Regions from separate parts of the Homo sapiens genome. Here region 1 is linked to region 2. The links are chromatin loops, found by intact Hi-C in ENCODE. Cell type or tissue: Caco-2. All regions are shown on one strand. Region 1 has its middle 95 kb from the start of NABP1. Region 2 overlaps LOC124900605 (a long non-coding RNA gene).

What was found. A loop is a pair of places that touch in the nucleus more often than their neighbours do. Peaks named below come from ENCODE experiments on the same cell type or tissue, not always from the same donor. Only the 100,000 strongest peaks of a DNase experiment are listed, where the experiment ranks them.
Region 1: a loop joins it to region 2, with 5 times the contacts of the local background. A loop is called at or near these places in 23 of 110 quality-filtered maps.

The regions. Positions count from the first base shown.
Region 1 is chr2:191,580,964-191,584,963 of GRCh38, reverse strand. No RefSeq gene overlaps it. Among named protein-coding and RNA genes, the nearest start is that of NABP1, 95 kb to the left of the region's middle. In Caco-2, no CTCF peak of the experiment used is centred here; a DNase peak (open chromatin) is centred at 2,413.
Region 2 is chr2:191,689,119-191,693,118 of GRCh38, reverse strand. LOC124900605 (a long non-coding RNA gene) reads right to left here. Exons shown (of 3, transcript XR_007088697.1): 1 at 2,918-4,000; 2 at 1-1,163. Among named protein-coding and RNA genes, the nearest start is that of NABP1, 13 kb to the right of the region's middle. In Caco-2, a CTCF peak has its summit at 1,972 (motif pointing right); DNase peaks (open chromatin) are centred at 1,986 and 3,700.

The sequences.
Region 1 (4,000 bases), 110 kb after region 2:
GAGCCTTCTTTAGGGCTCACTGAATGTGACCAGACAAATAAGGAGGGTTCTCTCAGTTAGGCCTGCTGGACTTCCATTAGCAACCCCTTCTGAGATCCCTTCCACATATGCAAACACACACAAAGATGAGACGGACAGAAGGCCTTCCAAATCAGATTCCCAACCAAGAACTCCAAGAGTATCCCTTCCAAACTATCCTCCTTTTCTCCATCTGAGAAACCTCCTCGAAATCGTCTTGATTGAGGAGAAGTCTCCCAAACCAGGACTGTTCCTACTAGTTAGAAAGAGCCAACCTGTTAGTTAGAAAGAGCCAAGACCCCCAGGAGCTGAACAGACATCCAGTAATGAGGCTATAGACACCGACACCCCATGGTGAAGCTACAAACAGACATCACACAATGGGGCTACAGACACCCCACCATAGGGCTACGGAACCAGTTGGGAGAAGGAAAGAGGCATTGGCAGCACCTAGGATACTCACCAATCCAGACACCCTGCAGCAGGGCTACAGACAGACACCTCACCATGGGGCTACAGACACCCTGTGATAGGGCTACAGTTAAGGGACATCTCCCCATGACTATTTCTGCATTGCAATTAAATCCATGCACATTGGGTCGGCAGCACCCTGCCAGTAGAGAGAGTACCAGAGTCAGCTCCCAGTCCAAGAGAAGTAGGTGGCAGCTTGGGCTGGCTTCTGGATCCATCCCAGCACAGGTTTTTATCTTAAAAGTTTGTTTTGAGATGTAATTAACATATCATAAAATTTACTTATTTGAACTATACAATTCAATGATTTTTAGTAAATTCACACAGTTGTGCAGCTCTCACCACCATCCAGCTTTAGGATATTTCCAGCACCCTGCAAAGGCCTCCCATGCCCATTTGTAACTCCCACCCTAATGCCGAGGAACTACTAATCTACTTCCTGCTTCCATAGATGTACCTTTTTTGAATAGCTCATGTAAATGGAATCATGTGTGAATCCCGAAGGCCCTACTTGAGAGTGAAACAGTGCTTTTCCTTGACTCTGATTCTACTTTTGATAAGAAACTTCTCTGTCTGTTTGGGGGCTCAAGGATGATTTTAAGGCTCAGGCTGTCAGTGGCTTTTTAAGTCCAGGCTTATGTGGAACCCTACCCAAAGTTCTTTCACAAACGTAACTATTATCCGTTATTTCTTTCCTTGCTTCCTCAGCTTCATGCCTCTCTCACATGCACCCAATTTGATGCCAGCATCCCTGAAGTCATATGGTTTGGGAGAAAAAGCTACACCTTTAATTGTATTTCCTATTGTTTGGAATCTAGAAACGTTGGTGTTTCAATCTCTTTGATGCCCCAGATTTCTTCTCTCTCTGTATTTATTTTCATTTCTGCTTGGAACCTGTCAAGCTATTTACTGATTCATTTTTTTTTTTCTTCTAATACCTTCCTAATGGAAGCCAGTAACCACCAACACATATCACAAAATTCTGTTTTCCAGTCTCTTTCCCTAGAGCTACAGGCTCAATGAGTACCCGGCTGCATTTATGCTATTTCTGGTGACAGTTTTAACACACATTTTATTTTATGTACTTCTTTTTTAACTTTTATTTTAGGTTTGGGGGTACATGTGCAAGTTCGTTATATAGGTAAACCCATGTCACGGGATTTGCTGTACAGATTAATTCATCACCCAGGTATTAAGCCCAGTACCCAATAGTTATCTTTTCTGCTCCTCTCCCTCTTCCCACTCTCCACCCTCAAGTAGACCCTGGTGTCTGTTGCTTCCTTCGTTGTGTCCATGAGTTCTTATCCTTTAGCTCCCACTTGTAAGTGAGAACATGTGGTATTTGGTTTTCTGTTTAGCTCCATTCATGTTCCCACAAAAGACTATGAGCTCGTACTTTTCTATGGCTGCATGGTATTCCATGGTGTGTATGTACCACATTTTCTTTAACCAATCTGTCATTGATGGGCATTTAGGTTGACTCTATGTCTTTGCTATCACGAATTGTTAACACATATTTTACCACTGTATTACATGAGTCTCCATCTTCCTATCCTCTGATATTAATGTCCTCACTACCCAATGCTGATTCCACATATTTTAGGTTTTTATTACAGAGTAGTACCTAAGTTTCAATGGTAATATCTCTATTAGTTAAGATTATGCTAGCACTAAAATGTCTAAACCCCCAAATCTCAATATCTTAACATTTTATTGGAATTTTATTTCTCAATCTGATATCAATTCAAGCCAGTGGGAATGAAGGGTATTCTGCCCCACATTTCTTCAGAAACAGCCTGACAAATGCTCTGCTGTCTTTCTCAAATGCCTCAAGCTCACCCTGCACTGACACACCATCAGCAAATAAGGAAAGAGAGAGCCTTGAGAATTGTGTAAGAGGTCATTTTGGGCCAGACCTGGAAGCATTGTGCATGATTGTATCACTTCTGCCACATTCCTTTGGGAAGAATTCATTCTCATGTCCTTACCTCACTGCCAGGGAGGCTGAGAAATGTAGCCTATCTCTGTACTCAGAAGGAAAATCAAGCAAGTTTGGCAAACAGCTAGCCAGTATTTACCATAGCTTCATGTTAAACATTTAGCCTTTGACTCAATAATTCCAATTCTAAAGATCTTTGCTAAAAAATATTCTGAAATACAAACATGTTAATTCTTAGGTCATGTAAAGTCACAAAAATAAATATATAAATAAATAGAACACTAAATATAGAGTTCATTTATGTAATGGAATATTACACAGCAATTAAAATTTATGTTTCTCACCAGGTATGGTGGCTCACACCTGTAATCCCAGCACTTTGGGAGGCCAAGGCAGACAGATCACCTGAGGTCAGGAGTTCGAGACCAGCCTGGCCAACATGGTGAAACCCCATCTCTACTAAACAAATACAAAAATTAGCAGGGTGTGATGGCGTGTGCCTATAGTCCCAGCTACTTGGGAGGCTGAGGCGTGAGAATCGCTTGAACCCGGGAGGCAGAGGTTGCAGTGAGCCAAGATCATGCCACTGCACTCTTCACTCCAGCCTGGGTGACAGAGCGAGACTCTGCTCAAAAAAAAATTACGTTTATTAAAAATTTTAATCACATAGGAAAATGTTGCTGATGTAACATTAAGAAAAACGCCGGAAACAAATTTATACATATAATATGTATATATTTTTAAATAGAGCAGTAAAATTATTGGAAGGAAATATGCCAGAATGATGACACCTATAATCACCTATAATCTCACCTATAATGTATGGTAGGAGTACAGATTTGTCTGTTTTTTGTGTGTGATTCTTATGATCCAAATTCCTTACAATGTAGTGCCATTATAATCAGAGAGAAAATAAATATTATTCTAAAACATAATAAATTTATAGCCAGATCTATGCCTTCTAGTACTCTAACCATCTCAAATGTCAATATCTTTAATAACGAATTCAGCAAAGTAACATAATAATAAAGTAACATATCTTTAAATAGAAGTCAATATTATTGTTATTTAATCACATGCTTCAGAAAAATACTTTGAGATGGATAAAGCTAATACAATTTCCTCAGAGATGACAGTACTTTAGGAATGCAATTTTGACTTTTATTTCCCTACTATATGCCTTCTGTGTTTTATGTTTTAATTTCATTTACAAAAAATCCACAACTATTTCTGAAAATATCTTCTAATAGTCTCTCTCTCTCCCTCTCTCTCTGCAATATACAGCCTGTCAAAGTACACTTCTCCAGCTGCTGGCAGATGGCCTTTATCACTCATCAAGGTTTTTAGCAGAAGTTTATTTTGTGTATGTCCATCAACTTCTGTACTTGGGACAAACAGACAAAAAAGACCAAAATCACCAGATTATTACCACATTGTTTCTCAGAATATAGAATGGATGGTGGCCACATTTCATGAACAGTTTCTATCAGCACTTATTTTCAATCTTAGACTCTTCATAACCAGATATTCCCAAATCCCTTATACTTACCTGAAATGAAGCTATTATTCTCA
Region 2 (4,000 bases):
ATGCATGAAGGGCTAGGTTTGGCTGTACTCTGGCATGGTTAAGACTTGGAGAAATCTAGAGATGACTTTGGCACATATGAAATTTCCCTTCAGATAAGAATGTTTTTTAAAGTATTGAAAGAATGATGGCTGCTGGGGCCATGGAAAAAGAGATTGACTGGGGAAGGCACATTACAGAGGCTTCTAGAATGACAGCAATGTTCTGTATCTTGATAGAGGTTGCGATAAAGCCTAGGTATTTGTTAAAACTCAACTAATGCACAACTAAGATTTCCACATTTCTTTGTAAATTTTACAAAAAAAAAAAATCCTGAAAAATACTGAACTGTAATGAATAGGCATGTTGCAACGTTTAGGGAAAATTGTACGATGTCTGCAATTGACTAAAAATATATTAAAAATGCATTAATGGCTGGCTGGGCACGGTGACTCATGCCTGTAATCCTAGCACTTTGGGAGGCTGAGGCCAGAGGATCACTTGAGCCCAGGAGTTCAAGGCCAGCCTGGGGCAACATGATGAAACCCCTTCTTTACCAAAAATACAAAAATTAACCGGGCATGGTGGCTCCCCTCTGTAGTCCCAGCTATTCAGGAGCCTGAGGTGGGAGAATCGCCTCAATCTTGGAGGCAGAGGTTGCAGTGAGCTGAGATTGCACCATTGCAATCCAGCCTGAGTAAAAGAAACTCTGTCTCAAAAAAATAATAATTAAAAATGTATTAATAGGATGCACAGATATGTGATAGTGGCAAAATCTAGGTGGTGAGTATAAATTCTTTCAACATGCCTATATGTTTAAAATTTTTAATAAAATGTTGGGAAGTTATCCAATACTATAGTTATCAGAAGCCAATAAATTACTCCGCAACTCTGGGTGCACAGCAATTCCAAGGGCTGTCACCGGGAACAGAGAATTCCTTCCAATGTGCCCTCTGCCTGGCCCTAAGCAAGCCACTAACCTCCTTTCTGACACAAACCTGGACCCACAAGTTCTCTGTACTTTCATCATCTTGTCCTGCTGGGCAGAGGTGAATGGAAAAACACCAGTGTACTCAGCTAGTGGGCAGATCTTTGTAATGAAGACCCAACCCTACATGCTGTCACGGTAAACCGTCAGCATAAGTGCTTGTCTGTGCCCAGACAAGACAGGAAAAACTTGGTTTGACTGTTTAAAAAAGAACATAATTGTAATAATTCACATAAATTGCTTAATATTTCAGATTTTAAATTATAGAAGATTGTTTTCTAATAATGGCATGGAGAAATGAACAGTATTTTAACTTATTTCCAATGCTGATGGAGAAAGGGCTTAACATTTGTTGACCCTTAGATATGGAGCAGATGTTTTGCATACATTAGCTCACATAGTCCTCCTAACACTATGAGTACATAGCCCCACTATCATTTTATAACGAGGTTCATGGTCCTGGAGCCAGTAAATAGATCCAGGACTCAAACCAAGATCTCCTCAGCCCAAAACCATGTTCTTCTTCATGGAAGCACATTCTGGCATTTAAAATAGGTTATGTTCTGCAAAGCTCACATAATTACAACAGCAGCAGTCATTTGGCCAGGATTTTACCAAATACCATTGGGTAAAGGAATGAAATTTCTAAGGGCAGTGTCGTGTTCTACTTCAATTGTTTTTACCAAACCACCACTCACCAAAAGGCATTTTTAACAGTTTACACTTCTCACCAACAATATTGACAAATGTGATGAGAATACAAAACTTGGCAACCTTTCCCATATTTTCTATAGCTTTAGGGGCAGTTCAGGGTTTCATCTACTTAACTGAAATTTAATGTCAGTGTTGATTGTTCATAAACTAAACAAATGGCCCAACTGCCCCTTAAGGATTTTCCATATCATACTTAACACCACTATCAGGCAAAAATCGCTATTCATTGGAACAGAACCATTTCCCCCACGTGTTAAACTAAGCCAGATTTCTAAACAGACAGAAACTATGCAGCAATGACCCAGTAGATGGCACTAGTTGTGCTGACTACCTTTCTATTCAAGTAGTCCAGCAACTTAGGTCAGAAGTTTGTTTCCTACGAGGGCTATAAACATTTAATACTGAACATTAGAAACACATGGCAATCAAATCATGATTTCCATGTTACTTGCAGAAAATACTCATTGTAGTTGCCTCTCTGTACAGAACTGAGATCTTTACGTGGAAGATGAAGGGTGGTTTCTCTAAGTATTTTCAAAAGTATTTATCAAGTCTCCAACTCAACTACTTTTCAATTTGGCCAGCCTTCTTTTAGTAAAGTAGGGAATTGAGGGACAGGAGGAAGGCAGAAGATGCTGGTAACATTAATTTGCTGAGATGAGCAACAATAAACTCTAAATTTTCAAAAACGTAGGAAAAAAAGCATTTTACTTTTATCTAGATAGGCTCAAGGAAAGTCATGTGACCTCCCAATTAATATCTGATCCTCGAATTGATATATAATTTAAATCATTTTATTTGAGCCTAATTCAAAATTTGCAATACCCTCATCCAGAGGCCATACTGAACCTCTTATTCTGCTCTGCGCTATATGCTTTACCCAACAATTCTGCCCTCTGGAGGGACATTCTTTTAAGCACAATTTTTTGTTTTACAATCCAACACGTCAGCATATATTAGCCTCACAAAGGTAAAAGAAACTGAGGGGAAAAAAAAAAAATATATATATATATATATATATAATTTCAATACAAGGGAAGATCTCAAGGGCAGGAGGCAGACAACCTCAGGGTTTCAAATGCAGATCTCCCAAATGTACACTGATGTTATTCTAGTAATGCAGAGGTGCAACCTGTACTTTTAACAAGTTCCTGGGAAGCCTCATGTAGATGGTTTCTAAATCACTAAGAATTTTACTCAATATGCATTTAATATACAAACCAAGAAACTAGACTTACCCAATGCTGAAAAGCATAAATTTTGATGGAGTAAGAGACATAACTTCAATTTCTGATTGGAAATAACAGGTTTTTTTAAACATCACTAGCCCTTCAACAGAGGTTGAGACATATTGTGGGGGTCTGATCAGTAGTGTGTCAATAAACTCTCAAGAGACCTGTGCTCTTTTATAGGTCAACAATGATCATCCAAGCCCACACGTTCTCAAAGCCTGGGGAGCCACAATAAAATTGTGGGTTGTCAACCAAGACCCTCCAAAAGACTTAAACGAAATGTCTACTAGTCAAACTTCTTAAAATGTTCGTTGTCTTCACATCACGCTGGTTCTCTCACAGTAGTAAAAAGCTCTTAGTAACATCTTTGGGTCCAATGTTAACATGGAAAAAAGTTTGTCATAAACCAGACTTGATTTCCTCTTTTCTTACTCTGTGATCTATACTTTGAGAAACATCAATAGATCATTTTAGTTCAGAAACCTGGAGTAATTTGGTTACAATATTTGAATTCCAAACTCAGGCAGTCTCCAGTAAAGCACACTGAAACATTTGGATGTAATTTAAATACACTTGAAAAGTAAAATGTTTTTCTAGCTTTTCCCTCAGGGCGTAACACCACACCATTCATAACAATGCTATTTTCCAAAGGTCTCAATTAGATTTCCTCAGAAGCATACCTGAACTGTTAATCATTACAACTCCTTTGTGAAACATGGGACTGGTTGATTACCCAGTGTAATCACTGGCTGAAACCTCAGCACACTGTTTTTCACCCCAGTGGAGGCAGGTTTTCACCTCCCCTCTAGCTGTACCCCTCTCTTAATGCCCATATTAGAGAACTGTGATCTTCTTTCTCCACTAGAAATGTTCACTTTCATCAGGTAAGGGATAAAACAAAAACAAGAGACAGAAGATCTTAAAAAAAAAAAATAGTAATAGGGCAAGTAAACTCAGTGAGGTTAGAGGAATTTGTTTGGGGGGCATTCTATGTTGTTAGTTTCATATCATGTTCAGTTTGTTGTTTCTAGAACCCTCTGAAATGCATTAGAAGACCTTAAGAGTCATTCTCAGCCTAAAATGGCTTGG